2 separate regions of the Mus musculus genome follow, and region 1 is linked to region 2. Evidence: chromatin loops called from intact Hi-C (ENCODE). Cell type or tissue: left cerebral cortex. All regions are shown on one strand. Each heading gives the region's core, and the rest is flanking DNA. Links, peaks and the distances in the headings are about the cores only. Region 1 overlaps Nln (neurolysin (metallopeptidase M3 family)). Region 2 has its middle 27 kb from the start of Gm52054.

Region 1 (15,230 bases), core at 3,873-11,872, 220 kb after region 2:
CCCACAAATAAACATGTAACTTTAAGGCGACCCGGCAGGTTGATGAGGACAGTGGTCAAGGTCTGTGATCACGGCACCTAGGAGGATGGCTCAGCGGGGGCGTCAAGAGCCCTGTGACACCCCAGTTTCACAAAGTGACACCCTCTCAAAATGTAAACAGACAGGGCACGTAGCTCAGTGGTAGAAGCCTGTGCAGTACAGGCAAGGCCCTGTGCAACATGCAAACAAAAAAACCAGAACCAAGCACAACCAGCTGATGAGGTATGAAAGGCTACAAAGCCCTTTTGTATTTATTTAGCACAATCGTTTTCATTTCCAGCGCACAGGCAAGTGCTCTGCCGCTGAGTCACATCCCCAGCCTCGTGACAAATATGTCTAAAGGGAGTTTCCTTTACATTTACCCTGATTCTTCTAAGCCTCTCTTTGGCCTGTAGGCATCAGAACACTGATTGGTATTTAGGGCTGGCATGTTGTGTTAAAAAAAAGCCCTACCCCATTCCCATTCCCCAGTTAAGAAGCATCTAGAGGTGTTATGCAGTGTCACCAACATCTTCCGCCCCAGACTTCTGCTGTGTCCATGCAGATTATCCCAAGCCATCCATTTGTGTGGGGGACTCTGGAGAGAAAGGAAGAGAACAGAAGAAGAGGTGGGGAGAAGGAGGTCTGTCTTGGGGCTGCTTGGATCAGAGAGCATAGCTTATCTGCTAAGTGGTGATGTGACTGCTGTAAGCAGCCTTCAGTGGGAATTCTGAACGTGGAACTTCCATTTCCTTTAGAAAGACACTACCAGGCTGCTTCTGTTCTCCCCAAACTGAGGGGGATTTAGAAAGGACATTGCCAAGTTAGGACACTTTGTGATGGTTTGTATATGCTAGGCCCAGGGAGTGGCACTATTAGAAGGTGTGGCCCTGTTGGAGTAGGTGTGTCACTCTGGATGTGGGCTTTAAGACCCTCATTCTAGCTGCCTGGAAGTCAGTATTCTGCTAGCAGTCTTCAGATGAGGATGTAGAACTCTCAGCTCTGCCTGCACCATGCCTGCCTGGATGCTACCATGCTCCCACTTTGATGATAATGGACTGAACCTCTGAACCTGTGAGCCAGCCCCAATTAAATGTTGTCCTTATGAGAGTTGTCTTGGTCATGGTGTCTGTTCACAGCAGTAAAAACCTAAGACATCACCTCAAATGACCTCAGAAAAATGTCACCAATCAGGGACTCTGTCGGAACATGGTCCAAGAATGGAGTCATGTAAGGAGAATTCTGAGTACTTGTGAGAAAGGCCAAGAAAACAAGAGCCTGTGACCTTAGTTTCTTCAAAGCACAGAATTGTTCTTGGACTGTGTCTTCGTGCTCTCCCCAGGTGTAAGAGATAGGATGAGTTTACTTCAGATTATTCGTTAAAACTGGCTATCGTTGTTTGTACGCCTCTATGGGCATCATGATTTTGCCACTCGTGTGGCTGGCCTGCCATGCGTGGCTTGTCTTTGTAACCGCACTCTCCTCATGTGACTCCCCTTAGTCCTCAGAATATAAACTGTCAGAAGTTCTGCTGATGTCCTCCTCAGTCTTAGGCTCCACTGTCTCAGGTCCCAGGGCCTCCAGAGCAGTGACAGGACTCTACAGAAGGAAGGGCACAGTAGGTACAGTTGTGGGAAGGTCTTTCATGGCACCTGATCCCAGCTGGAAATTCCCAGGCTAACTGGGACCCTAACTGAATAAAGCAGAATCGAACAGTGTGTGTGGCTGAAGATTTTAGAATGGAAGCCGAGGCTGAGTGAGCCATGTGACGCTGAGAACAATGATCATGCTGTGTGTCACTACGTGTCAGTCATTCCATGTTTAAGACCACAGAAGGGCGTCTGACTGGGGACAAAGATGACAAAATGTATCTTTTGCTTTTTTCCACTTTGTCCTGGACACAAAGGCACGGATGTTGGCTTTGTTCTGGGATGAAGTCTGACATTCCTTCTTGGACCTACCCGGTCATTAACACAGAGAGAACATGCCTGCCTGCAACCACTCCCACCACTCTCTGAAAGAGTGATCTTCCTTGTCACCCAACAGAAGAAGAAGCAATATAAAGGGTATCACACTGGACGGGGCCTTTATTTGCCAACCATCACTTTTCCTTACTTATTTTTACCTTCTCAGTGTTAAACAACTGTAATAAATACTACCAGGACATATGGCTCCTATTTGACAATACCTGCCAATATTTGAAATACAGCTATCCTTTGAGCCAGGATTACATTCTTTAGAATTTATCGACCAGATAAACTGGCAGATGTGGAAAACAATGCTTCCCTGAAAATAACCTTGACAACGTTATATAAAATGCCCAGAGACTAGAAACAGGGTCAGTGAGGAAAATTGCTTGGTTGGAAGGCATTTGCCGACCGCTTGAGAGGCCTCAGAGTTGATCCTCCTCAATACTGAAAGCAAAGCAAAACAAAAAGCCAACAGAGAAGAGACGATGTAAATATTCATCAGTAGAGAGATGACTACATCACCACACACACACACACACACACACACACACACACACACACACGGAATACTAGGCAGCCATTGCTTGAAAAGCAGATCTCTAAATACTGAGCACTATTAATGAAAGATGTGGATAGGTACGGCCTTGGAGTGTGGGGCCAGGGCATAGTCTCGTGTGTGTGTAAAGCATCTCTAGAAGGATGTGAAGACTACTAGTAATACATTCACCTTGGGGGAGAACTAGACAGGTGAGAGACAAGGGCGGGAGGGAAACTCACTCTTCACATCGCCCCTTTAAACACATTTTGGTTGTGATCTATGCAAATCTTTTCCAAGTTGTGATGTATGTAAACCGTTTCCAAGGTTTAAATTATTGCTTAAAGGAAACAAGAACACAGCTGAAAGACAAAACCAAGGCACTCCATGAAATTCCAGTTTAAGGAAACAGAAGGAAATGGGCTATACATTTAAGGTCTGGTCTTTATCATTGCCACGAGCTGTGAAACTGTTGAGCTTCTGTAAGTGGTCGCTGACCTGCTTAATAAGGCTCTATTTGCATAAAGGAAGTCACAGGTCCTAGGCAACGAGGAGCTGAAGCACTGGCGTGCTTTTCCTTTGACTCTTACAGCAATGGAAATTACTAACATTGACGGGAGCAAGGATTAAGGAATCATGACTAATTCTGAACAACCTCTAAACAACTGCTTGTCCTAACTACCTCTTTTCTGGCTTCAGTGGTCTTGGGGTATTTAACACCCCCGAGGTCAGGGAAGACCCTGTATTGTCCCTCTGATTTAGAACACTGTGATCGCAAAATGTTTTCAATGAACATTTGTGAGCCCTTTGTCTAACCAGCATGGAAAACCATGAACCATGAACCATGGAAAAGAGGGGAGGCAAACAATCATTTTGTTAGAAAAGCCAGTGGTGGCAGATGGCATGGTAACCATTTGAAATTCTATGGCATAATGACAGGATTGTGGAATAAACTAGGGTTAGGTGGAAAAAAAAACAACAGAGAAAGATGTGCAATATATATGTTTGTACTATCATTTATTTGAACACATTATGAACTTATTTGCCTTCTCTACCACAGTGTGAGGATTTAGGGTGGCCATTTTCATTTTTCATCAGTTCTAGGGCCAGTGTGTATTGGGTATTGTATAGTCTCTGGCTTAAAAAACAGAAGTTCAAAACAAGTTGTCTAAAACAGTAGGTTTTTTTTTTTTTTTTTCTGACTAGAGATTTTCCCATGCATGTAAATACTGTTCATAATTCCAGGGCAATCATGGGATATCCTCCCCCTCTGCCTTATTCATCCAGCAAATCAGAGATTCTCGGTTAAGAACTTGTGAGGTTTAGGGGTTGGGATGCACTTTGGCGATAGGGTACTTGTTGGTCTGGCATAAGTGAAATGTGCAACTTGACACAGGATCATCTTTTAAAACATGGGGACCTCAATTGAGAAAATGCCTTCATAACATAAAGCTGTTACATTATATAAAGCTGACAACCCTGTCAGGCATTTTCTTAACAAGTGATTGATGTGGGAGGGCTCAGCCCACTGTGGGTGGGGCCACTCCTGGGCTGGTGGTCCTGGGTTCCATAAGCAAGCAAGCTGAGCAGGCCATGAGGAACAAGCCAGTAAGCAGCATCCCTCCATGGCCTCTGCATCAGCTCCTGCCTTCAGGTTCTGGCCCTGCTTGAGATCCTATTCTAACTTCTTTTGATGATCAGTGATGTGGAAGTGTAAGCCAAACAGACCCTTTCTTCTTCAAGTTGCTTTTCATGGTGTTTTATCAAAGCAATGGTAACTCCAACTAAGATGTGAAGCTCTAGGTTCAATCCCCAACACAGAGGAAAAGTCCTACCTTTAGAATACACAGCACAGAGAGGAAAACCTCTAGACCCATTTTAAAGTTTTGCTTCCTTTGACAACTTTATGTACATATATTGTCCTACTCACTGTCTTATTGCTGTTCAGAGACACTATGACCAAGGCAACTCTTATAAAGAGAAATGTTTGTTTAACCAGGGACTTGCTTACAGTTTTGGAGGCTTAGTCCATTATCATTCTGTCATGGAGCATGGAGGTACAGAGGCATACATGGTGCTGGATAAGGAGCTGAGAATTCTGATCCCCTGGTAGAAAGGGAAGAGAGGACTGGGCTTGGCAGGAGCTTTTGAAGCCTCACGGCCCATTCCCAGTGATACAGTCCTCCAACAAGGCCACAACTGCTCCAGCAAGACCACACCTCCTAATCCTTCTCAAACAGTGCCACTCCCTAATTACTAAGCAGGCAAACATAGGAGCCTTTGGGGGCCATTCTCGGTCAAACCACCACACATATATTTGGCTATTTTCAACTCACTACCCTTTCATACCCTCCAATCCTGCTGATAATCCTCCCAATGAGGCCTCTCCTACCCTCATTCCTTTTGACTGTTTTGTTTTACTTTAGAATTTCTATAATTTTTTTCTTCTATGAAAGCTTTCTTTCATCTCCCTCATACCCTAGAAACTCACTACCTCTGAAAAAGGCCTTCTTGTGTACAAAGGTACCTCTATTAGCTATAAAGTTATTTCTTTTTATAATATAATCAATTAATTGGTGCTGTGGATTAAACCTAGGACCTCAAGCGTGTATTCCACTGAATTCTACACAGTAGGATGCACTTATACATTTCAGTTGCTGTAGAAAATGCAAAAGGTAATTTAAGAGTGAACGTTTACCAACGAATACTTGCTAGCTCTTCACTGATAGCTGAAGACTGGAGGGCCGTGAGCAGGAGCAGCCAGGATCCCAGTGTAGAGGAGGGCTAGACCAATGGGTGCAATGTGCCATGAGACAGCTGCGTGTGGAGTCAGTATGGGGCGAGTAGAAACACACTAAGGGAAGAAAAGTTAACTTTTATTTGTGTTGAAGAGCTTTCGCCTCTATTTTGGCCACAGTCAACTGTTAAGTCTTCCATCCTTCATTCCAAACAACAGACTTTCTCACTGCTGTGAGCAAATGCAGGAAAGTTCAAAGAAGGGATTAGGAGTTGGGGGGAGGGGCAATGATTTCAGAAGACCTAATCTAATGAGAAAGGGAGGGTGTGATGAGACAGAGCGACTCACACTGTGGACATCAGGGCGCAGAGGCCTGCTCTTCAGGTTTCCCTCTTCCATTTTATTACACGTGGACTCCAAGGCTGCTGAACATAGGTCTTTCCTCTCTTAATCCATCCTGGAAATTTTTTTTGTAGACACAACTAGAGGTTAATCTACTAGGGGTTCTTGAATCAACTTGACTATCGATGTCAACTATGACATCAGATTCCAGGGAAGCCTGAGAAGCTCCAATTGAAGTTATGCAGGCTAACTACAGATAACTATGACACGAACTATAACCGGTCTGGTTGTAGCATAAGGGAAGCTACACTATGTCAACGCCTTTTCTATTTGTGTGTGCACATTCATGTGCATTTGTGTGTGCCAAAGTACATGTTAGAGGCCAGAGACTGATACTGGTTATCTTCCTCTTATGTTTTGAGACTGGTCCTCTACACTGGGACTCGCGGATTTGTCTAGGCTGGCCATGGAGCTGGCTTGTTTGCTATCCCCCTAGCACTGGGATTGGCACAGTAGTAGCATCTCTTGCCATACCTGGCTTTTCTGTAGATGAAGGGGTTCACGTTTGCCCAGCAGGTATTTTATCCAGTAACCCATATCCCCGGTTCTCAGTGCCCTAAGATGCAGAACACGAACCTGTCACCCAAGTTATGTCTCCCTGACCACTACAGAAAGAAACCTCAAAGCTTACCTGTGGAGGAAATGTCTGTAACACCCATGGAGGACACAGGTTCTTTATGAACCCTCACAAACAGCAGCAGAAAGCGTCTCAGTCAACAGTTAGGAGCTGTTCCTCATACTGAAGTCTTCTATTTTCTAATTGTACCTTTAAGCTCCAACACCGTTAGCCATGACATCAGCTCTCCCATAGTGTGTAAGTATTTGAAACAGTGAGAATTCACTTGAGAATTCACTCTCCAGACGAACTTTCCTCTTGAGGGCTATTTCCAAAGTCATCACCATATTGTTGGTTTCTCAAACACTTGTGATGCTAATTAATACAAGCCTGCTGAAAATGTAGTTCTTAGGATGGGTCATAGTAGCCCATTCCTTATGGGAGCTAACCATATTGGGATCCAGAGGGACTTTCGATCTGGATACAAACATCTTCCAGTTCCCTCTTCAAAGGCTTTGTGCTTCCCACAGGCCCCTCCCTATATGTGCTAAACAGTGAACTGCTACTGATATTTGGCTAGAAGGTCACCAAGACTTTTGGTTGCCAAGTCACATCATCACAGTGAGGTTTTGCCTCTACCTGACAATGGGACTTGATTAATTTTGTTTTATGTTTGTCTTAGTAGAGGAATCTTTCAATTTTAATAACATGTTCATATATAACTATTCCAGCTGTTATTTATATGTTAGTATTTTTTAGTGGATTTTCTTGCTTTTAGCCAAAGGACTTGCTATTCCCCCTCTTTATTCAATAGCTAGGAATCCACTTAGCCAAAGTTATCCAGTCCTATCTCTCAAGCACAAAGGTATGTCAACAGAGACACCAAGTACCTTGATGGGCACAGTGAGCACTTTCTATAAAACTTTCTTAGGTATCCAGCTTCTCTGATGACAAACGCTGCAGACATTGTACCTTGGGAAGAACACTTTAGAGCTGCCTCTGGGTATCTGAAAATCGCCGGTGGAAAGCTTGAGAACAGAGGACGAGCACAGCGGAACAGGGGTACCAAACCTGTTCCTTATGAGGAAATGGAACATGCAGGAATATCCAACCAAATAGAAGCCCAAGCAGAGGGTGGTGGCATCCACCTATAAACACAACACGAGGGGTGGTTGCGCGGCTGATTCGCTGTGCCTTTAACATTAAAAGACAAAAGTACTGTGAGCTCATTCTCACGGACAATGATGTCACTTTATTGTGTGCAGTCAGTCTTTTACACACTGGCTATTAGCTTTTCCAAGTAAAGTAAGATTTATGATGAAGTTATTTTTGAAGGAGACAAACCGGGCAATAATAGAAAAAGCTGAAGAGAGTTTTTTTTTTTCTTTCTTTTTCTCCTTTTTTTTGTCTGAAAGTAGGAAACAAAAATGGGGGTGGGGACAGATGTGAGACGCTTCCAGAGGTTTCTACCACCACCATAAAAGCAGCTGGGAGAGCATAGCACTTGCTAGCATGGGTGAAGAAGCCGGAGGTTTGATGCCCAGCCTTGTAAAAATCAAATCAAACTACATAAACAAAGGGCTTCCCTGCTGTGTACCAGCTCTTGGTACTCTGTATAACTTTATTACACGACATAATATTTTATTGAACACAAAGTCCACCGGGTCTAAAGAACAGACAGGCTCTAATTTCGTTTCCTGCCAGGAAAGTCATTCCTCAGGTATGTGTGGAGAAACAACTCAAAGCCCTGTGGAAAGTCCGATCACAGCTCATTTACATTTTCTCCTCTCTATCCTACTTGGCTTCCGTTTGGAGTAGACTCCCAAGGCTAAAATAATGCTGTGAGCTCACTACTCTGAGCTGGAAACTTAGGTCCCAATAAAAGGAGTTGGAGATCTGGAGGTTCACTTAACAGTCGCCATATGAAACAGCCTGCTGGACAGCCTTTTCCCACAGCTCGGTTGCCCACGGAACACTTGGGAGCAGCTGTTCGCAAACGCTCTGCTCCAACGCACTCTTTTCTGGAGTTTTCAAAGCTAAGTTCCAGTGGATGTCATCTCTCCCCCTGGCACTTCAACACACTGTGACTACAGGGCCGACCTACCACTTTCAGGGAGGCAAGGTCAGAGTCTTATTAGAAACGTGAGAACTGAGCTGAGTGAGGCAGCTCACACCTGCGCCCCTAAGGCTTGGGAGGCCGAAGCAGGGGAATTACCATGAGTTCCAGGCGAATCTGGCTCCATGGTGAGATGGTGCCTCAAGCAAACAAAATAAAAAAAATATATATATATAAGCAAAACAAGCAGAAACAAATACATAGCAAATACTAAAAGTCGAGAACCCAAAAGATGCCTAAGTTCTCTGCTTCTCTCACTGTGACTGCAACCGAAGACTTGACATTTGAGCTTCTAGTGCAAGACACAAAACTTATATACTAGGCCAGTTGAAACAAAATTTAAAAATATTATCTAAATAATAATATTAACTTTAGAAATTAAATTTTAGAAGGGAAAGAACCCCAAATCTAAGTGGAGCTATGTAAGTAAGTGTGACAGAAGCCGAGAATCACAAAGCTCACTACAAAAGACAAACAGCATTGAAGTGTATCCTGCGGGCCTTGACACACACAGGCAAACTGTCACTTAGTTGTGAGGCAGAGGGTCAAGGTTGACACAGGGCTCTGAGAAAATATTTACCAGAGAGAACATGCTGATTCACTTATCAGTCCAGGAATCTCAAGTATAAAACTTCAAGATATAAGAAAGATCAAATTATATCATGTATGTGATTCAATTTAAAATGTCTTAGCCCTCTTACATTATATTATCTGGATTATAACAGTAAAAAAATCAAATTACAGTCATATGAAACTTTTATCAAAAGAAATCAAATCTGTTTTTATGAAACTTTATAGTACAATTATTTTTAGTGGGTCTTTTCTTAGGTCACAGTATTTATAATTCCATTTACATCTGTATAATTTTTAAAATGAAGAAACAAAAGCAAATGAATAGAAATCTAAGTTTTCCTTTGTAAAACTGCCTTCAGTCTCCAGGCCGGCACCACATGGCGGACGGTGTTGGCTTGTCCTCCAGCCACGGACAGCCCCCAGCGTCCCTGCTTTACGAAGCATTCAGGCCTCGACTCATCAGGAATGCTTTCTGGTTTGGCTCACGTTGCAAGAAATTCTGGAGCATGTCCATGCCGTCCAGGGACCCCCCAGGCTTCAGGATTAGGTTTCTGTATTTCATTCCAACCTAATAAAAGAAAACATCATGCCTAATAACTCACGGGCCCAGCAATCCTCCAGATCCCCAGACACAAGGGAGAGAGAGGTGAGGGCGAGGAAAGGGGCTTCAGCTCTACTCGAGTCTAGACAGTTCTGCTCACGCAGCAGCTCGCTCGCTCCTTCCTTCCTTCCTTCCTTCCTTCCTTCCTTCCTTCCTTCCTTCCTTCCTTCCTTCCTTCCTGTAGTTAAGAGATTTGGAGCTTTAGCCTCAGGCCTGAATTCCCTGTGGAATATTAATTATTGTCTCCTGTCCTTAGATTCTCAGCTGTGAGCTGACAATGAAGGCAGGCAGGGACACCAATCAGCCAAACAGAACACAATTTGCTACTGCCAGTTAGCCCAGTTCCAGTGTGATTCAGAAGGGCTAGCAGAGCAAGTGTTCCCAAGGCTATGGGGCTGCATGTGCTTCGGAGCAGGAACTCGGCTACTGTCAAATGCCTTCAGGTATTTTTATAAGGGGCTCACGAAAAAACAAAACAACCCCCCACAAAGAAACCTAAGCAGCATTCTTGTGGATGGCTAAGTGACAAGTGATTCTGAGGGGTCAGGAGTGGAAGGACAGAAGTTTTGAGAGATGGAAGTCTGGAATTTGAAAACAAACCACAGTTCCTCTGTTTTTATTCACATGAACATCCGAGCAGACATGTTGAAAGAGAACAGCTGCTGCTCAGCGTCACATAAGCACAGCTCAGATCCTTCCACTGCTCTGGTAAGGAGTCCTAATTCTAGATGTGCATATAAAATAAACGGATATTGCTCACGTTTATATTTATTACGTGATCTGACCAATAGGAATGATAATCCTTTGGGGTACAGGAAGAGCTAGAGAATCGCCAGAGATTAAAGTAGTTTCAGTTTGGACTGAAAGCAAGCTGCTGTTGTTGGACCATCAGAGACTTAGCTACTATGTAAAATAAAGCACGAGTGAAATGCACTAAGTTGGACAGCAGCAAACCTAGCTAATACCCTACGAGAGCCATGAAATAAAACTTTGGGGTTGTCTTTGTGCATGGGCAGGAATCACTTAAAACTTACAAATCATCTAGCTGATTCATCCACTCTTTTGATGCTGAGACAGATGTAATCAAAAGTTAGAACGTTTATACCCAAGTACCAGGCAATGGTATTAACTGGAAAAAATTGCAAAACAAAACACACACACAAAAAATCTTAAAACATTTTAGGTACGTTGGTGATTCTGTTATAAGCTGTCATATTCATAGCTATTCTCAGCTGCATGCAGTCCAGTGTGAGCTGCTCACCCCTGATGCAAGCTCACATTTAATAATCTGAATTCTAGTAAGGAGTAAGCAATTAAAGTTAGTGTTTGCTTAAATTCTCAGGCAGCAAGATCAATACAATTATGAAATACATATTTAACTTCTCTATCAACAACATATAAAAAATATTTAAAAGTGAAATTAGTATCTTTGGGTCTCAGGTTGGCATCAGACTTGCTATGCAAGGGATGAGTGTGGTCTTCCGACCCTTCTGTCTTTGCCTCCTAGGTGCTGGGATGACAGGCCACTATTCCTGGTTCATACTGTACTGGGGATTGAGCTCAGAGCAAGTGTAGGCCAGGCAAGTTCTCCGTCTACTAACTGAGCTATACCTCTCCAGTCTAATGAAATTCATAAATATTTGTTTAAACACTTCAACCAAGACACAGTGGTGTGCACCTGTACTCCATGCTACTGGGGAGGCGTCACTTGAACTCCATTGTAACCACAATGTTATCATTTCATCATGTAATCTCCCCCCTTCTCATCCTCCCCACACAGGGGTGCTCTCTATAGCCCTGGCTGGCCTTGAACTCAGAGATCTGCCCACCTCTGCCTGGGACTAAAGGTGTGCACTCCCACTGCTCCACTCAACCTGTAGAATTTGTATGTGTCACTGAGCTCTGCTGTTTGCTGTGTTTACAGTGATAGCAAGCCCGCGCCTGCGCTCCGTTTTGCGACTGCACGCACAGACACAGGGCTTGGAGCACAGCGGAGGTTAGGAGGATGTGGAAATGGGCTCATACAGTGCTGGGAAGGAGCACAGCAATCTTGCTGCTTTATTTATAAGCAACCTAAGAACCTGAAGCCACTGCTACTGAACTTCTTAGAAATTGTGCCAACGAGGATTTGGAGCTGGGTTTAATCTGTGTTGTTTTGATATGTTGAAAAAAATAACACGTTTAAAGAAAATTTCTTACATGATCAGCAGTAATACCACCCTTCCAACAGTAATTGAGACTCTAAAATACAACTGGCTGTTGTTGTCATAGGCTCCATCATTCTAAGAAGCTATCAGAGCTCCTTAGTCCAAACACACCTCCATTTCCTTCCCCCTCCCTCACTATTGAATGTGCTTCAGTCTGACCACTGTTTTGCATTAATGTGTGGAGCAAGGAAGGCCTGTGCTCTCTGGAACAATGGTATTATATAGCACAGACAATGCAAGTTAGACTTCTAGAATTACAGCAATATTTAAAGCCTTGTACTAAGGAAAACTTCAAACATATCCTAAGGGCATAGAACACAGGATAATGGCACATACATCTATGACCCAACCTCAATCACGGGTCATGAGGTGACAAACAGAACCTCTGTGCCTGGGCTATTCAGTCCCTGGGATCTACACAAATCAAATCCAGGGGTCTCTGAATGTGAGGCAAGCATTTACTCAACTGAGCTATATCCTCAATGGCCCATTATTATTGTTGTTACTGTTATTTTTGAGACAGGAATTATAAAGTGTAACTTCGTCTCTGATTCCCTCCTGCCTCAGCCTGCCAAGCAGTGAGATCACAAGTGTGTGTCCCTTTACACTTGGCAATAATTAGTATTTCTTCAAACTCCAAGCCAGCCAAGGCTACATAGTGAAACTCTGCCTTCAAAAAAAAAAGGCATTTATACCTCAAATATTACAGAAAAAGAACAACATATTAAGACATTGACCAAGATGCAACATCTGACAAAGTTCTCCCCCAACTGCTATAGTAGGGAGTTTCATGGGAAGGGAAAGGAAGCACGGGAAACTGGCGTGTTCACCACTGTGAAGAGATGGCTCAGGCCAGCTCTGCCTGCAGCCACGTCAGAGTGGGGCACTGTGTAGTCTCAGAACATGTGGCTCAGCACAGCTCAAAGTCTTCCTCTGCTTATGCCTCCAAACAAGTTGATTAAATTTCCTCAATTATAGAGCAATGTTCTTTTAATAGTTCCATTTCCCTTGTACTGAAGCTTTGAGAAGAGTTTAAGAGTCATTTTGGTAACCGGACCTAGCTTTTTTTTTTTTTTTGTTAAGGAAAGAAAAGTAGTTGAGCGACTTTTAGTTTAAAAAGGTGCTGCGCACCTTGAGAAGCATGGTTGGTGACATTGCCATAGGTGGAGTCAGAGAGGCAGGGAGAGGAGCTCTGAGGTCCTCTGGGAGATTGCAGTCAGATCCTATCAGCTCTCCTTGGAAGGGAATTCAATCAGTGGCCAGAGGTTTAGAATCCTCAAAGAGCTGCACCTATCTTTTGGCACTATGAAGGCCCTTTCTAACCCTGAGGGTTTCTAAGGCAAGGTTAGGCTAGGAGTTAGGCCCAGGCTTGAACTACGGCTTGATTCATTAAGTACACGGTACTCAGCTTCCTTATGTATAAAATGGGAATATGCTGTCCTTATACTTTCCAGGCTGTCAGATGCATAGTGGGATTTGATAACTCCTACCCCTGTAACCCTCCCCAGGCAGTTACTGATCTATCTCTGTTCAGGGAAATAAATAACTGCATTCTTGTTTGGCATTTCCTAAAAATTACCTGTCTTCTAATAAAGCTAAAAGAAAACACAAGAGAGTGCAGCTCCACTATCAGTGAGGAAGAACAGATAATTCAGGAAGAATATTAGGTAGAAAAGAGAAGGCCTTCACTTATGCAAGAGTACAAACCTTTTGAGGCAATATTTTAATAGCAAATGTAATTACCCTAAGCAGGATGCTCATTGCTTATCAGTTATGAAAACACGGACAGGACAGTGGACTGGCTCCCACTAGCTTTGTATCCTGGAGCCAGCATACATGATAACTTTCTCGTAGCCTTTCAACCCAGCCACTCCAGGAGCAGCGCCAGACTTGTCTCCTTCCCATGTGCAGTAGAGTGAGTGCCCTGCCCAGGACAGGTGAGGTCACCTAGGCACCTGGCATAGTCTCCAGCTGTCTGCACAGTGGACTTTGAGATGTTTCATGGCTCACAGTGCCCTCCCTGTGGCGCACCCTGTGTTTTCTCTGAGGGTGAGGTGATCTCGGGGAGAGGGAAGGGAAGACCAAATGCCTTTGAGGAAAACAAGGTGGGAAAGAGAGGAAGGCTGTGGAGAAGAAAGGCACCTGACTTAAAGGTTTCCTAGAAATCTCATTGCAAGCTCCAGCTAGTGAGGACAGAAAGGAAATGGAGTGGGGCAGGAGAGACACATCCTTAGCAGCACTGTAAAAGTTTTGAGGGTAAGTCAGTGGAAGAAGTGGGGGGACCAAGAATAAGGTCCAATATAGATACAACTTTAAGGTAGAGGAGACACAAGGTGAGTAAAGCAATCTCTTTTATGAGAGCCTCCTGACCCAGAAGGGAGATAAGAAATAGATAAGCAGGCAATGGGTGTGGTGGTCCACACCCACAGTTCTAGTACTTGGGAAGCCAAGGTAGGAAAATGGAGAGTTTGAGGCTAGTCTGGGCTCCACAGGAAGACTTGTCTCAAAACAAAACATAAGGTAGGCTACTTAGTGTTTAGTATTAGGCTTAGTGTATTTGTGTTCTAGTGGAATCACAAAGAAGGCTATTTAAAAAAGAAAGAAAGAAAAAGGGGAGAGAGAGAAAGAGAGAGAGAGAGAAGAAAGCTAAGCCTTGTGGCATAGGCATGTGATTCCAGTTATTTGGGAGGCTAAGGCAGGAGGATCACAACTTTAAGGCCTGCCTGGGCTGCCAGGTTAGACTGGGCAACTTAGTGTGGCCCAGTCGCAACCTTGGAGGTAAAGCCCTATAGCCCGGCATGGAGTGCTTACCTAGTGCTTTGGAGGCCCCTCCAGCAGACAGAAGAACAATCTCCTGCACTGGCCGGAATTCAAGACTTGCAAAGCAATCAGCCGACTGTGTGGCACCCCAAGGCAATCCCAGCAATTGGAAGGTTTAGGCTAAAGGAGCACACATTCAAAGCTAGGATAGTAGGGTGCACAGTCAGACTCTGCAGAAGGAAATATAATCACCTCCACTCTTACTGTCTCTTCTATCACCCACGGCTGTTAAGGGGCCAGAGTTAACACAACAGTGGTTGTACAGAGACACAGAGGAGTCAGAGAGGAGAACTGGATCTCTGTGAGGAACACTCTCACAGGAGGTAAAAACACCCCACATCCTCCTGTAGCAACACAGCACAGCAGGAACTGAGCTAAAATTCTGTTTAAAGAGTACTGGCAGCCGGGCGTGGTGGCGCATGCCTTTAATCCCAGCACTCGGGAGGCAGAGGCAGGCGGATTTCTGAGTTCAAGGCCAGCCTGGTCTACAAAGTGAGTTCCAGGACAGCCAGGGCTACACAGAGAAACCCTGTCTCAAAAAAACAAAAACAAAACAAAACAAAAAAAAAGAGTACTGGCATCGTTAATATTAAAATCTCCATCAGGCTATCCCTTTCCAACTCAAACATGATTCTTCCTTGTACGTTATTGCATGTAAGATCTTCCTATGACACCACAGACTAAAACATAATCGT
Region 2 (15,230 bases), core at 3,747-11,746:
TATAAATATGCAAATAACCAGTTTGTAACAGTGCTCGTGGCAGATCCCATACTGACTCACAGATAAGACAATATATTTCCAGAGCCATAACCTACGGCAGCAATTTCCAAATCTAACTGCTCACAACCAGTTGTGACAGAAATAAAACTTCTTCAAATAGGTTAGTGTTTTTAAAAAATAGTGTTTTGAGAGACATTCCAATAGATGTACCTTGATATCTGATACTATCTCATCTTACACTGATTTTTGAATATTTTTAAAATTTTATTTTCCATGTAGGGTTGTTTTCCTTGTGTGCATGTTTGTGCACCAAATGTAGGCCTGGTACTCTCAGAAGCCAGAAGAGGGTGTCAGATTCCCTGAGATGGGAATTTCAGATAGTCTTAAGCTGTCATTAGTTGCTGGGACTTGAACCTGGGTCCTCTGGAGAAGCAGCCAGTGCTCTTAACCATTAAGCCATCTCGCCAACCCTTTCCCACTGATTTTATAAGCACCAGCATCACGTGTAGAATTCCTCTCTCTTTGAAAGTAACATCAATAATGCCTCTGTTTTATGTTGCTATCACTTACATACTACTATGGTGTACTTTATAGAGAAAAGAGATTTGTTTAGCTCATGGTTTTGCCAGGCCGAGAGAATGGTGCCGGGTCAGCTCTGACCAAGGCCTCACGCTAGCGCTGGAACACGTGTCAAAAGAGAAGATGGAAATCGAGAGAGAAACTCACGTCAGCCAGCTTACCTTACACCAACTCACTCTTGTGTGACTTCACCCACTTCTCAAGACGAACACTAGTTCCTTTGGAGACATGCATGCCCATGGCCTAATTAATTAGTCTTAATTAGGACTTCTACCACCTCCGCATTAATACACTGGAGACCAAGCTTCTAGAACTTGCTTGGTCTTTTGAGGCACACCTTTCACCCATATCCAAACCACGGCAAGTAGTTCTTGATATCTCATAAACATATACTGAGTCTAAAATAGAAGTACAGACAGCTAAGAGCAGCAACTCACTGACAGAAAGCGAAGGCCAAGGTCTTTGCGTGGATCAAGCCTGAATCCAGGGCAAGAAGCAAGCAGCGCTCCACCGCTCTGTTCTTTATGAACACACAGGCTTTAAATACCTTTGAAGATACAACTTTGAGTTTTCAATGCCATCCATTCTGCCTTTTGTTGTTTATTTTACTCTTTTTCTTTAAAAACACTGGCACATATCTTGTGATTGTCAGCAAGGAAGGACTGGTATTGGTTGTGGTTTTAACCTATTGCTGAGTGGTCCTAGTTCTCCATGGGTCTCTCCCCAGATTGGAAAGTCTTCTTAGAATGCTTTATATACAGAAGGTATCTTCTGTAAGGTCACCAATGTTGAAAGGCAGTGAGCCAATAGTCAGACTAAAGGTTAGAACGGAAACATCTTTGTTCCTGAAATCAATAAAGGGTTGCTGGCATGTATGGCCCAAGGCAGGGATGGGTGAGATAGATCAATTAGTCATACAGACCTTAGTTCATTTAAATCATAATGAGGTAATCTGATAGTGTGGTGTTACCATGGCAATCGAGCTCAGAGCGGCAGGACCAAACATTTGGTGTATGTGCATGGCTGGGGAGCCAATGGAGTGAAGCCGCCATCTGTGAAACCGGAACTGAGTTCTCCCCAGTCAGAATCTCGTCCAAGTGGAAAAATGGTTTTCACTGACCAGGTGAAGCAGGAAGTTGAATCCTAAGGGAATCCGGCTCACTTCTGGAGCTAAGCACCTGATTGCCACAGCTGGTCAGGACTTGTTACATAGTGCCAGACGGATAACTCTGCACCTATAAAATAACAGAGAGATGATACACAGAAACCGTACAATAGTGTTGGGGTTTGTCAAATGATTTTTTCTAGATTAATCATAATAGTTCTCTAGGAATACAAGGTTGATTCATGATTATCCTTTAACTATGCTTTTGGATTCAATTTGCTAGTATTTTTGCTAGAGGGTTTTTTTTTTTTTTTGCATCTGTATTAACAATGATATTGGTCAGTAGTTTTCTTATAATGCCTTTGCTTTCTTTAGAATAGGCATCAAAGAGTCTTGACAAATGCAAAGTTTCATGGAGCTACTATTCTAACCAACACACAAAGTGTCCCCTTCACCCAAAACCTTCTACCTTGCACCCATCCACAGTGAACCCCACTCCTGTGTCTCCTCTGGCCCCTGTCTCTGCAGGTCCCTCTTCTCTAAGATGTCACAGAAACCAAGGAGCACACAGCATGTTGAGGTCACTTACGCTGTGTTTGAGACTTGCCTATTGTGTTGTGTATGGTGGCAGTTGTTTGTTTCTTGTGGCTCTGTAGGTTTTTATTTTCATTTGTTTTGTGTCAGTCTTGCTATGGGGTTGGTTTTTTTTGTTTGTTTTTTTTTGTTTGTTTGTTTTTTGTTTTTTTTAAGGCAGTTGTATATCAAACTATGGCTTTGAGGGTAACTTTTTTTTTTCTTGGTTTTTTGAGTCAGGGTTTCTCTGTATAGCTCTGGCTGTCCTGGAACTCACTCTGTAGACCAGGGTGGTCTCAAACTCAGAAATCCACCTGCCTCTGCCTCCCAAGTGCTGGGATTAAAGGCGTGCACCACTGCTGCCTGGCTTTTTGAAGGTAACTTTTTTTTGATATTTTAGAATAATATATCACTATTAGTTTTTTTTTAAATGATCATAAATAGATAAAGTCTTTTTGTTTGCTTCTTTTGTTTTTAATAGAGCTTAAAATCTTGGCTTACTTTGGTACAAACACAAAATAAGAACAGTTTTTGGATATTGGAGTTCATTGTAATAAGGCTATACTTGAATATCTCTCACATCACCAAAGGATTTTACTTCCATAGTAGATAAGCTAAGAGTTGACAGTTCTGCTGCACCAAGGAATGAATTGTAGGCACGATTTTTGGATACAGATTTCCTGCTACAGTCAAAGCTATTTGACTTGAGTGATTGTCATCATTCTCAGCCAACAGGGAACAGGTTACATTCAGTTAAGAAATGGTGTGTGTATTAAGATGGTCTATCCATGAAGTCATTCACCAACTGTTTCAATGAAAAATGGTTTTGTTGGAGGGTGGCACAGACTTCAGGTGAGGGTAAGATTCTGGTTCATTCATTGGCTGTGATGATTTTGAAAAGCATTCATCTCAGAATAAGAGTAACTTATAAAGTCCTCTTCTTCAAAATTGATACAATAATTATAAATGACAAGCAAAGCCTTCAGTCTCACTCTTTGCTGTTCTCTTACAAGCCACCTCCCAAATTAATTGTCTACATTTCTTTTGGCTGTATAATTTTGAAATATATAAGCTGTTCTGAAAACCATACTATAGTGTGAAAACATCAAATAAACAATCCTACTAATAGAGAGGCTGAGATAGGAGAAGCATGATTTCAAGACCATTATGTGGCACACAGTAAGACCCTGATATGTACAAACAAGCAGAAAGTATATATGGATTGTACAATATTGGACCTATTTCTCCCATTACCAAATTAGAGAGATGACAGCCGACAAATTTCTAATTCCTCATATTTTTGAATTTCAATCGATTAGGATAAGTTGGTAATATTAATTTTTATACTAAGAGATATTAAGTTATTTCCTGTTAATTTTCTTGTTAGAGGTGGAATTATATTTGTGTGGGTTTGTTGAAAGATTACTTTCTTGCTTCTTCTAGGGTGTAGTTTCACTCCTTGTGTTGGTGTTTTCCATCTATTATCCTTTGTAGGGCTGGATTTGTGGAAAGATATTGTATAAATTTGGTTTTGTCATGGAACATCTTGTTTTCTCCGTCTATGGTAATTGAGAGTTTTGTTGGATATAGTAGCCTGGGCTGGCATTTGTATTCTCTTAGAGTCTGTATGACATCTGCCCAGGATCTTCTAGCTTTCATAGTCTCTCAGAGGTGAGAAGTCTGGTGTAATTCTAATAGGCTTGCCTTTATATGTTACTTGACCCTTTTCCCTTACTGCTTTTAAAATTCTTTGTTTAGTGCATTTGGTGTTTTGATTATTATGTGATGGAGGAATTTCTTTTCTGGTCCAGTCTATTTGGAGTTCTGTAGGCTTATTGTATGTTCATGGGCATCTCTTTCTTTAGATTAGGGAAGTTTTCTTCTATAATTTTGTTGAAGATATTTACTGGCCCTTTAAGTTGGGAATCTTCAATCTCTTCTACTCCTATTATCCTTAGGTTTGATCTTCTCATTGTGTCCTGGATTTCCTGGATGTTTTGGGTTAGGAGCTCTTTGCTTTTTGCATTTCTTTCACTGTTGTGTTAATGTTTTCTGTGGTATCTTCTGCACCGGAGATTCTCTCTTCTATCTCTTGTGTTCTGTTGGTGCTGCTTGCATCTATAACTCCTGATCTCTTTCCTAGGTTTTCTAACTCCGGGGTTGTCTCTTTTTGTGATTTCTTTATTGTTTCTATTTCCATTTTTAGATCCTTAATGGTTTTGTTCCTCTCCTTTGACTGTTTGATTGTGTTTTCCTGTAACTCTTTAAGGGATTTTTGTGTTTCTTTTTAAAGGGCTTCTAGCTGTTCACCTGTATTTCTTTAAGGGAGTTATGTCCTTCTTAATGTCCTCTATCATCATCATGAGAAGTGATTTTAGACCTGAATCTTGCTTTTCTAGTGTGTTGGGGTATACAGGACTTGCTATGGTGGTAGAATTGGGTTCTGATGATGCCAAGTAACCTTGGTTTCTGTTGCTTCTGTTCTTAAGCTTGCCTCCCACCATCTGGTTATCTGTAGTGCTACCTGCCCTGGCTTTGTCTGACTGGAGCCTGTCCTTCCTGTGATCCTGGTTGTGTCAGAACTCCTCCAAGTCAAGCTGTCTCTGTGATTCTGTGATTCTGTGATCCTGGGATCCTGGGTGTGTCTGAGCTCCTGGGAGTCAAGCTGCCTTTGGGACCTTGAGATCCTGTTGTGACCAAGCTCCTGTGATCCTGTGATCCTCTGATCCTGGGCGAGTTACAGTGCCTGGGTGTGGAGCTGCCTCTGGGTGTTGTGGGGGCTGGCTGCAGAGTTTGTGCCCAGGGTCTGCTCAGGGTGCCGGCCTAGACAGACTTGAAGGAACCTGTGTCACTGGTCTGGCAGAGTTCCTGCATGCCTGGGTCCCACCGGTCCCAGTTACTCCCGGTGTTGGGGACAGATGTTGTGTCCTCCTCACCTCTGATCCCCTGAAGGCAACTTTTTTGTTTATTTGTTTGTTTTGTTTTTGTTTTTGTTTTTTTTTTTTTTTGTGACAGGGTTTCTCTGTATAGCCCTGGCTGTCCTGGAACTCACTCTGTAGACCAGGCTGGCCTCGAACTCAGAAATCCGCCTGCCTCTGCCTCCCGAGTGCTGGGATTAAAGGTGTGCGCCACCACGCCCAGCTGAAGGCAACTTTTTAAAATGCTAGTTTTAAGACTTTTTAATCTTTAGCTTCAGTTGTTTTGAAGTTTCACTATGATGACTTATCTGTGAATTTCTTCTTACTTTTCCTCCCTCAGAGCTGTTGATGTCCTAAATGTGGATATGGAAGCCATGCCTTAGTCCTGAAGTCTCAGCCTTTGAGATAAGCGTTTACTCAAATGCAATATGAGCCCCATTTTCTCTCTGATTCATGGTTCCTGCTTTTTTTTTAAAGTTGTTAATTGCCATTTCCTGTGTGTGTATGTGTCTCCCCAGGACAGAGAGGACGGAGGGATGGGTCTTAGATAAGCATTTATCATATTTGATGTTGTGCATCGACTTCTCCAATGTTTGTAATAGACCACTTTCAATTTCTTCATAGTCCCTGATATTTGCAGTATTTGGACCCTGCTTTCCATTCTTCCTTTACATTGTATTTCAGCTCCCATTGTGTCACAGAAGGAATGTCCCCGATGCCCCCCTCCTCCTGTCAGACATGCTCATTCTTCAGGACTGGCAACTTTAACTGTCTTTCCCTAGTTTTCTGTTCTCAGAGTCTTCTTGCCACTTTCACTCCTTCTTCCACGCCCTTTCCTCTCCTTCTTCCTTTTCCTTCTTTCCTTTCTATCTCTATCCTTGTGTTGGCCACTTTTTGCTTTCCTTTTTACCTGATCCTATTTGTCTTTAATTTTGGCATTTATACAAACATCCAACAATCAGTGCTTTTGACCCAGACCTGCACCCTAAGCTGGATTTGAAGAGCTATTCACCCCCAGTCACCTCCTCTAGATGTCCCAAGTTATTAACATAACTTTAAAGCACCCCCAAAGAAATCTATTATCCTTTCCCGATCCTCACTGAAGGCTTCAGCTTTTGCTCTTGACAGTTTCCCAGTTATATGCATTCCTTCAACCCTCATCTGCAGGCCATGCTAAGCTGCAGGCCTGCCAGGCTGCTTGCTACTCCAGTTTGCCATAATATTTGTCATGTTTGTTGTCCAGTGATGTTTGCTACATAAGTATGATGGGTAATATTGTTGCTGAAGGGGAAGACTCACCCTGAACATGGGTGGCACCTTCCAGCAGTCTAGATAACAGGAGGTTCAATGGAGAAGTTTTTGCTTTTGTTCTGTTTTTCTGGTCTTCTTACCTTTGCATCTTGCTCTTGAGTTCACCTCTGTTGCTCGTGTGCCAGTGGCTGCCTCCACTGCTGTTGCTGTCCACCTTCTAAATGCTCTGAGGACCCACGACTCCCCAGAAATTAGCTAGGCCTTCAGAGCCAGACAGGGTTTGCTGAGGCGTCCCTGGTGATGAGCAGCTACCACATACTCAGTGTGAAGACAGCCACTGTTAGACTACCCAGACTGTATCCTATATACCAAAGTACTAAATGCCCCTTCAGTACATGGACATCGATGCTATCAGTTTGTTCCTCTAGAGAACCCTGCCTAAAACCATGTAAGAATTGACACTATCCAAAGCTCATTTCTCATAACTCATTCCTAGGAGTCAATTAGCACCTGGAACAAAGGAAAAGTTTAATATTCCTCATTTCTATAGAGAAGGCTACCTGGGGATGGCAAGTCTTTTTTGGTAAGAATACAGCTTTCAGGAATCACCATGTCATTGGCGCTTATTAGACGCTGACTTGGTTGCTCAGGCCCTAATCTCTTCCACCATGGTAATAACTAGGGGATGAGGTTGGCCTGCCATCCTACCATGAGGAACACTGTTCCAAGTGTGACTCCTATCCCAGCTTCTGCTCAGGACTCTCTCCCCCAAAGCTGACACATGAGAAATAATGTACCTCTCCTATTTTCTCCTATGACTATGCATGGAATTAGGGAAGCTATTCCTGCCTTAAATATTTCATTCTAGGAGACAAGTTTAGTAAATAAAAAAGTTTTATCTAATTGATTTGGGATAGCCAGTCAGCATTAATTTTTATTTAAACAGAACATTTTAAAGCAGAGCATTTTCCTCTGTGTTTAAGTTGGCCTGTACCTAACTTATCTATCGGCCTATAAATAAATGTTTGTCATTAATTATGTCTGTGTATGCTGCTGTATGCTGGAGTGTAGGCTATGAAGACCTTTAAACAGAAGTGCTTCAGTCTGACCTTAAAAATACAGCTTTTTAAATTTTATTTTTAATTAAAAAAAAAGATTTATTTTATGTATGAGTGCTCTATCTGTATGTACACCTGCATGCCAGAAGAGGGCATTATATCCCATTACAGATGGTTGTGAGCCACCATGTGGTTGTTGGGAATTGAACTCAGGACCTCTGGAAGAGCAGCCACCTCTCCAGTCCCCTCAGTTTTTGATGTTTAAGGCTAGAGAACCATTTGTAATTTTTCATACTCAGGCTAAGGCTCACTTCATTTTCCTTCTTGGAGTTTCCCAAGGTAGAAATTATAAAATGAAACTTCAGTGAACATCTTTTTTTTTTTTTTTTTAGATTTATTTATTATTATATGTACATACACTGTATGCTGTCTTCAGATACTCCAGAACAGATCTCATTACGAATGGTTGTGAGCCAATATGTGGTTGCTGGGATTTGAATTCAGGACCTTTGGAAGAGCAGTCAGTGCTCTTAACCACTGAGCCATCTCTCCAGCCTGAACATCTTCTTTGCATTTTTGCCTTACTTTTCTAGCACTGGTCTGGGCTGCTCTATCAGGTTTCTCAGGTTGCTCAGCTTTGTAACACAGCTCTATGAATCAACCAGTTTAAACAACAGAATTTCGCTGTCTCACAGTTCTGGAGTATGGAGTCTAAGAGCAAAGTGCAGTTAGACCACGATGCCTATAAAGACACCACAGAAGGAAATGTTCCAGCATCCACAACCTCACTTCTTCTCTGACCTGTGTGTGCACATACATGTTTATGTGTGTGTATGTGTGTATGTATGTACATGCATATGTTTGTGCATGTTTCTAAATTTCTCCCATGTATGAGCCTCAACCAATTACATGTTCAATGACTATTTCCAGATAAGGTCTCACTGTGACATAATGGAGATTAGGAGTCGGATATGTAAATTAGGAGGAGTGCATAATTTAATCCATTATTTCTTTATGTAGAAATGCCTATTCATTGTTGCTGAGCCCTGGTACCCGTGTATCATTGAGAAACTCCTCAGGATCTTTTTCTTTCCGGCCATCTGAGAAACCCCCCCCCCCCTTCATCTCTACGGCATTTACTTACTAGCCTTTCCTCACTAACTAGAATGTAAGTTGCTTGGGAGACAGACTTGTTCATTTTCTGTCTCTCTAGTTTCTAGCACAGTGAAAACCGTATAATTACTGATAAATATTTGTAGGTTGGATGGTCGAGTTGGCCACAAGCCGATTTAAATATAACAAAGTACCAAGCTACATCCTCAAACCCTGTTTAGAAGAGACACACGGCATGTTTCAGCTCCTCTTCTATTGTGGTGAACAGATGCCATAACCAAGGGGACCTACAGAAGGAAGCATTTCATTGAGGCTTGCTTAGAGTTTCAGAGGGTGAGTCCATGACCATCATAGTGGGGAGCATGGCAGAAGGCAGGCAGACGTGGCACCAGAGCAGTAGCTGTGAGCTCACATCTTGAGACATTAACCACTAGGCAGAAAGAGAGAACTAACTGGGACCAGAATGGACTTTTGAAACCTCAAAGCCCACCTCCAGCAACCCTACTACCTCCTCCAATAAGCCACACCTCTGAATCCTTCCCAAATAGTTCCACCAACCGGGACTAAACATTCAAATAATTGAGCCTTTGAGAGCCATTCTCATCCAAATCACCATATAGCATTTTTCCAGTCAGGTTCAGCCTTTGGGAGAACTTTCTGTTCAGGAGATCTGTACCATATTATATAGGCACCACTAGCCACATGTGACTATTTAAATTAACTCATATCAAATGCAATTTTAAAATATGGTTTCTCATACTAGCCACATTCTAATGTTCGGCTGTCACATGAGGCTGCCAGCTACCATCCTGTACAGTACGGACAAAGACCCTGCCATAATTTCTCTAACTCTTACAGAAGGTGGCAGGCTAGAGAGCAGCATCCTTCTCAAGCTTTTGTTAATTCACACATGTGTGAATGAGTGCCACTTGGATACTTAAACCAAAGTATTATTTACCTACCGAGAACTGGACTTACAAGCAGTTGTGGGCCACTGTGCAGGTGCTAGCAATCAAACCTGGGTCCTGCACAAGAGCAGCAAGCCCTCTCAAACTCCTGAGCCATCTCTTCAGCCCCAGAAACACTGTCCTCAAGGAGCTAAACCTTTCTCAAAGACACACTCCAGCTTAGAATTAATTAACCCTTTCAGGACACATGAGCAGAGTAAGTTAACTCTCTGATCCCAAGCTCACCATTTAGAAATTCCCCCCTTTATGATCACGACTTAACCCGTTTCAGGACATCTGTTGGAAAATATCTTGTTAAAGAAATGTTTGTTACACTTGAAAATCACCTACCACACTGAAAGGTTAGAAAACTTCCAAAAATGTCTTCATATTTATTCTCCAGGAAGTGGTTGCACTTTCTCTCTTATTGACATTAAGTGAGATGAAAGCAGACTCCTTGTTCCCACTGTACCTGTGAAGGCCATAGTATCTTGCACACATACTGATCTCACTATCAAGAGACAGAAGAGTGCCACATTTTACCCTGACACACAAGCTGTTAACTTAAGCCTTTTTAGAGTTCAGTCCATAGTTTAGTGTTTGGCTGTGCTATAGATTCCTGTGGAAACATGATTAAATCAAACTAAATTACCTTTTTCTGTTTAGAAATCCCCCCACCCCCCACAGCATTTTTTTACTCTTAACTATCAGATCTAGGCTCTGGATCTCGTAGAAAACAAGGGAGAAACAGCTTTGCAGTGACATATGGCAAAGCCCCCTCAGGCTTCCAATTAGACTGTAAGAGACTGAAGGTCACCTTACACATCAGAGGGTGTTTGTGCAAACACTGGAGCTGAAATAGATATATTGGACTCGCCTGCAACAAAGTAAAAAGAGAAGACTGGCAAAAATCAAGTGAACTGATTTAGTATGGAAATAACTTTCAGGTGTAGCGAATTCGGAGGAGTGCTAATCGGACACTTCAAGCTTTTTAAAAGTCATACTTGGTTATATGCAGTGTCTGCATCTAAACCTTTCTGCTGGGCCAGCAAGATAGCTCAGTGGGTAGAGGTCCCTGCTGCCTTGTTCGACAATCTAAACTCAATACCTGCAACCCAGATGGTAGAAGGTTGGAAAGATAGACAGTTCTCTGTTCTTAAGTATGCTGTGTAATGTGTGTATCTTAAAAACAAACAAACAAACAAACAACAACAACAAAAAAACCAACTTCCCTGGCAGTTGCTGGTAGGTAAAGATTTGCTATCATTTTAGAGAGTGACTGATTTAAGATTACTTTATTCTTAAAATTAGAAAGGATGATGTTTAGAAAAGTTTTGGAACCTGGCATAATGGTGCCCACCTGTAATGCCAGCACTTGGAATGACTTTGAAACTAGTCTGGATAGACGAGACGACCCTGTGCGTTGGGGTAGGAAGAGAGAAAATGAGTGAGTGAACCACAGTGTACCTATGCTTGTATAGCATGCAGTTTCCTGGCTGCTGAGGCTCCTCTGTGTGTAAAGCGCTTGCTCTGTTAGCACGAGGCTCGAGGCTTGGAGCTCCAGAGCCCACAAAAGGCTGGATTCAGAAACATGCATCTAGAGCTCCTCTGGTGAACCGGGAGACAGAAACAAGTGAGTCCTGGGACACTCAAGGGCCGGCTAGCTATGTGCATGCAGCACTGAGCAGCAAAGGGGGGTCTTCCCAAGGTAGAGGGAAGTGCTGACACCCAAGGTTGTCCATTGGCTTCCACAGGTATTCTGTGCCTTGTATCTGTTACCTCCACACCCTTTGTCAACACAAACACAGCACAACACACAAAGAATAAAGAAACAGAGTGCTGACCATGTCCTTTTTCACAGCATAACACACAAAGACTAAACAAACAGAATGTTTCCACTGACCTTGTTCTCTTTCACGTTGCCCCATATTGCCTTTTTTCTTCCCTAATTTTCATTTAGAATTTTCATGCAATAGACCAAAGATCTGGCTTAATTATTCTCATATCATTATTTAGTTGTGAGGTTACCAGTTTGGGAGGTTTTAAATACAATACTACCATGAACTGAAAACTAAAATAATTTTGTAAGATTAGAGACAACACAAATCTGTTGTTATTGGTTTTTCTCTGGTTATAACCAAATCAAAAGTTAATATTCTAGACTAGTTATGTAATTCAAAGGTAGATTGCTTATTGACCACACCCACATCTCACCTTATCTCTTTTATACTTAGTAGAGCTTAAAACAATCTAGACAACACTGAGTTTAAAATTTGTCTAGTTTTAAATATATGACTACTTTATGAAGCTTCTTTAAGGTTTTTCCGAATGAAGGAAATTTTTATTAGTTTTGATACTGAGCTAAATTAAAAGCTGTCCGGTCATTACTGAGGTCCAATAATAAATTAGTACTCAATTTTCCTAGTGTACTAACTCAGTGAAACCCTTCCCTCTTTGAAGAGTTTCAATAGAAACTGACTTTCCCAGTGTACATGTGAATATGGAGTCCAGGACAACCCAGGTCCTATTCCTTAGGCACAGTCTATCTTTTGGGATTTGCTTTTGAGACAGGGTCTCTCATAGCCTGCAGCTCACCATCTAGGCTAGACTGGCTGGCCAGTGAGCCCCTGGGATCTGCCTGTCTCTCATTGTCCTTGTTTTAATTTATTTGTTTTTGGTTTTTCCCAGTACTGGAATTACAAGCATGCACCACCATACCCCACCCCTCAACGTGGTTTCTGGGGATCAAACTCAGGTCCTTGTTTTTACAAGGTGAAACTATCAACTGAGCTATCTTCTTGGCTCCTGCCAGTGTATTTTATAATACAAATAAATGCTTTGTAAATGAAATCCTTAGCTCATTAGCAACACATCCAAAACATAGTACAAGTAATGAGAGTAAAGGAGAAAATGTGTATAGCTACATACATCAATCAGGATAGTACCAGGGGTGTCACAAACATCCAGGGGTGGCAAAAAAATTCTATGTTTCATTGATCAATAAGCATTTACAGGAAACACACAACTACAACTTATTTTAAAATAAAATTTAAAAGTATATTTAAAGCAGAGATCTTTCTGTCTTTGTTCCTAAAAATAATGAGCATGGTACTGAGATGCAAGGAAACTGAGGATGGGGAGCAGATGGGAGTCCTGGCAGCCAGTAGGCAAGCCTGACTGTTGGCAGCAGCAGCTACCTAGTGCTCTAGCATATGGTGCTTAAAATACCTCAGGCAATTAAAGAAGCGCCACCCTGAGTCTGCCAGTCAGGGGACATCTTAACTACTGTTTCAGAAGCCAAGAACAGCTCCTGTATAACCCCGTGGGCCATGCAGCCAGATTAGGATTCACTTCTGATTTGCTGATGACAGTGAATTGACAAGTCCCTGCCTAGACATAGCACTGTTGTGAGACTCGGCAGTTGCCTAGGATAGTGTGCTGCTGCCTGAAGAGCACAGGCAAAATGTGCTCATTCATTCACAAATTGCATTGAATGTGGAAGCTGAGTGCTTTCGCAGGTCTGTAACACATCTTGTTTTGAAAGCAAGTTAGCATGGGGCTCTTTGTGACCGTGCACAGGTCTTTGTCCTGCCTCTCTCCTGATTATTACTCCCCTTTTATGTTCTAACCATCCTTGCAATGGCCTGGACAGTAGAACCTCGGTGTGTGTCTGCTATGACCTCTCCTCTCTTCTCTTTTCTCTCCCTTGGTCTCCCCGGCTCTCCTTTCCCCTTGTCTACAGAGGCAAAAGCCCATCACAGGGGAGCAAAGAGTCCTTCAGAGAACACTGAGAACTTAATGTACATCCAGTGCACCCAAGCACACACAGAAAGAGTTTCCAAAACCATTCTTTCTGCGACTAAACAGGGTACGAATAACAGTAAGAGCAATTTGTTTTAAATTTGGCTTTTTGAGGCAGTCTCATTATGTAGTCCAGACTGGCCTTGGATCTTCCTGCCTCAATTTCTCAAATGCTAGGATTGTAAATATAATCCTATTAAGTGTATTAAGCTCAGCCAGTATAAATTTATTGGTTTTTTTTTTTTTTTTTTTTTTTTTTTTTTTGAGCCAGAGCTTCTCTGTTTAATGGCCCTGGCTGTCTGGAACTTGACCTATAGACCATACTGGCAAAGATCTGCAAAGATCTGCTTGCCTCTGCCTCTGAGCACTGGGATTAAAGGTGTGTGCCACCATTGCCCAGCATATATTTTAAATTTCAAGAAATGGGGAAGTTCTGAGTTCAGAAAATGCATGGTTGTTGGGAACAAGCAAAAGAAACTTGTTCTAAGTACTGCCATTTTGTTTTCAGACTCCATTTAATCACAGGGTCCCAGGCCCTAGGGAAGCTGGGGCTTTTCCAATAGCTAAACAGCTTCAGTTGCAAGGAGACAGTTGTCTGAGTCCAGCTATCTCATGTACAACTTCTCTGTCTTGCTGGCAGGGTCAACCTAAGTTCATGTTCCCAGGCCTAGGAACCAACTCCTACCGTGACTGGCACACACTCCCTTTTTCAACCCCTTATGTCAAAATGTGATTAGACCATGCTACAGCTCCCCCGCTCCCTCTCACTTCATGGTTTCCTCCTTTAAACAACTTCCCTTCAGATAGCGGCTTGATTAGTTATGTCATCTGCACTGACCCGGTGTTTGAGTTACGTTGGATCTAAGCAGACCCCATAACATGGTGAGCACTATCTTTTGGTATCCAGGTCACAACATGACCTTTGAACTCAGGTGAATTGTTATTTCTGCTCTTTTCTTCCTCTCATCCCTAGACACCTAGTCAACACATCTAAATGTTCCAAACTAAGTAAGCCCAATAGCAATTTCTTATTCCTGATTTCAATGTACAATGCCACCCCCCACTCCTGATCGCTCCTCATCACTGTGTACAACTTACACGACTATCCTGGCTACAGATCTCCTTTTCCCAAACTCCCAGCTCCATATCCTAGCTGGTGCGGGTCACCCTTGTGCTGTGGCAGCCTTCTAAGTCACTAAAGCTAGGCCTGGCACTCCAGCCTCTGGGCTTCCCATTTTTATACGGAAGAATAATCTTTCTGAAGTTGAGGCCACTCACTAATTTGCTCAAGAGAATGCACAAACGAGCAAAACAGTCTTAAACCCAAGCTGCCGAGGCCAGGTTTGTGGCAGGGAAGTCCTTGAGTAGAGGCTCAGACAGGCCATTGTGTAAAGGTATAAAGCGAACCCTGGATTTCACTGAGAACTCTAGAATGTTGGAAGTGCCAGAGATGTGGGATGTCTGCCAGGGAGAGCTGTATGCACACAGTGCGCAGAACCAACCCAAGTGGAGGATGCAGCAGTCAGCAAAGCTGGAAGGAAGAGCTGTCTACGCCCTTTGACATCAGACATGGTGTTACAGGACTCGGAAGTTGACCTGCTAGGTTTCAGCCTCCTGTGTCATCTCTCCTCACTTGAAAAGGTGACATATATATTGTGTCACAGTATGTTGGAAGTATATAATTAGCTGTTTTATTTTATGTGGTGTTATAATTGGACTTTAAAATAGTCAAAACGGAAAGACTATGGGGACTTATGAAGTTGCACTAACTGCATTTCGCACTGTACTGTACTACAAGTCTATGGAAATCATTTGGGGTTAGAGTGAGAATGGGCCCCACAGGCTCAGATATTTGGATGTCTGAGTTCCAGCTGATGGAACTGCT

The links. Peaks named below come from ENCODE experiments on the same cell type or tissue, not always from the same donor. Only the 100,000 strongest peaks of a DNase experiment are listed, where the experiment ranks them.
Region 1: a loop joins it to region 2, with 1.9 times the contacts of the local background. A loop is called at or near these places in 2 of 42 quality-filtered maps.

Annotation. Positions count from the first base shown.
Region 1 is chr13:104,015,606-104,030,835 of GRCm38, forward strand. It overlaps Nln (neurolysin (metallopeptidase M3 family)), which reads right to left. Exons shown (of 13, transcript NM_029447.2): 13 at 7,834-9,475. The coding sequence ends at 9,341. Among named protein-coding and RNA genes, the nearest start is that of Gm30967, 15 kb to the right of the region's middle. In left cerebral cortex, for the core only: no CTCF peak of the experiment used is centred there; DNase peaks (open chromatin) are centred at 8,158, 9,843 and 10,165; H3K27ac peaks cover 1,576 bases.
Region 2 is chr13:103,793,597-103,808,826 of GRCm38, forward strand. No RefSeq gene overlaps it. Among named protein-coding and RNA genes, the nearest start is that of Gm52054, 27 kb to the left of the region's middle. In left cerebral cortex, for the core only: a CTCF peak has its summit at 7,640 (motif pointing right); no DNase peak of the experiment used is centred there.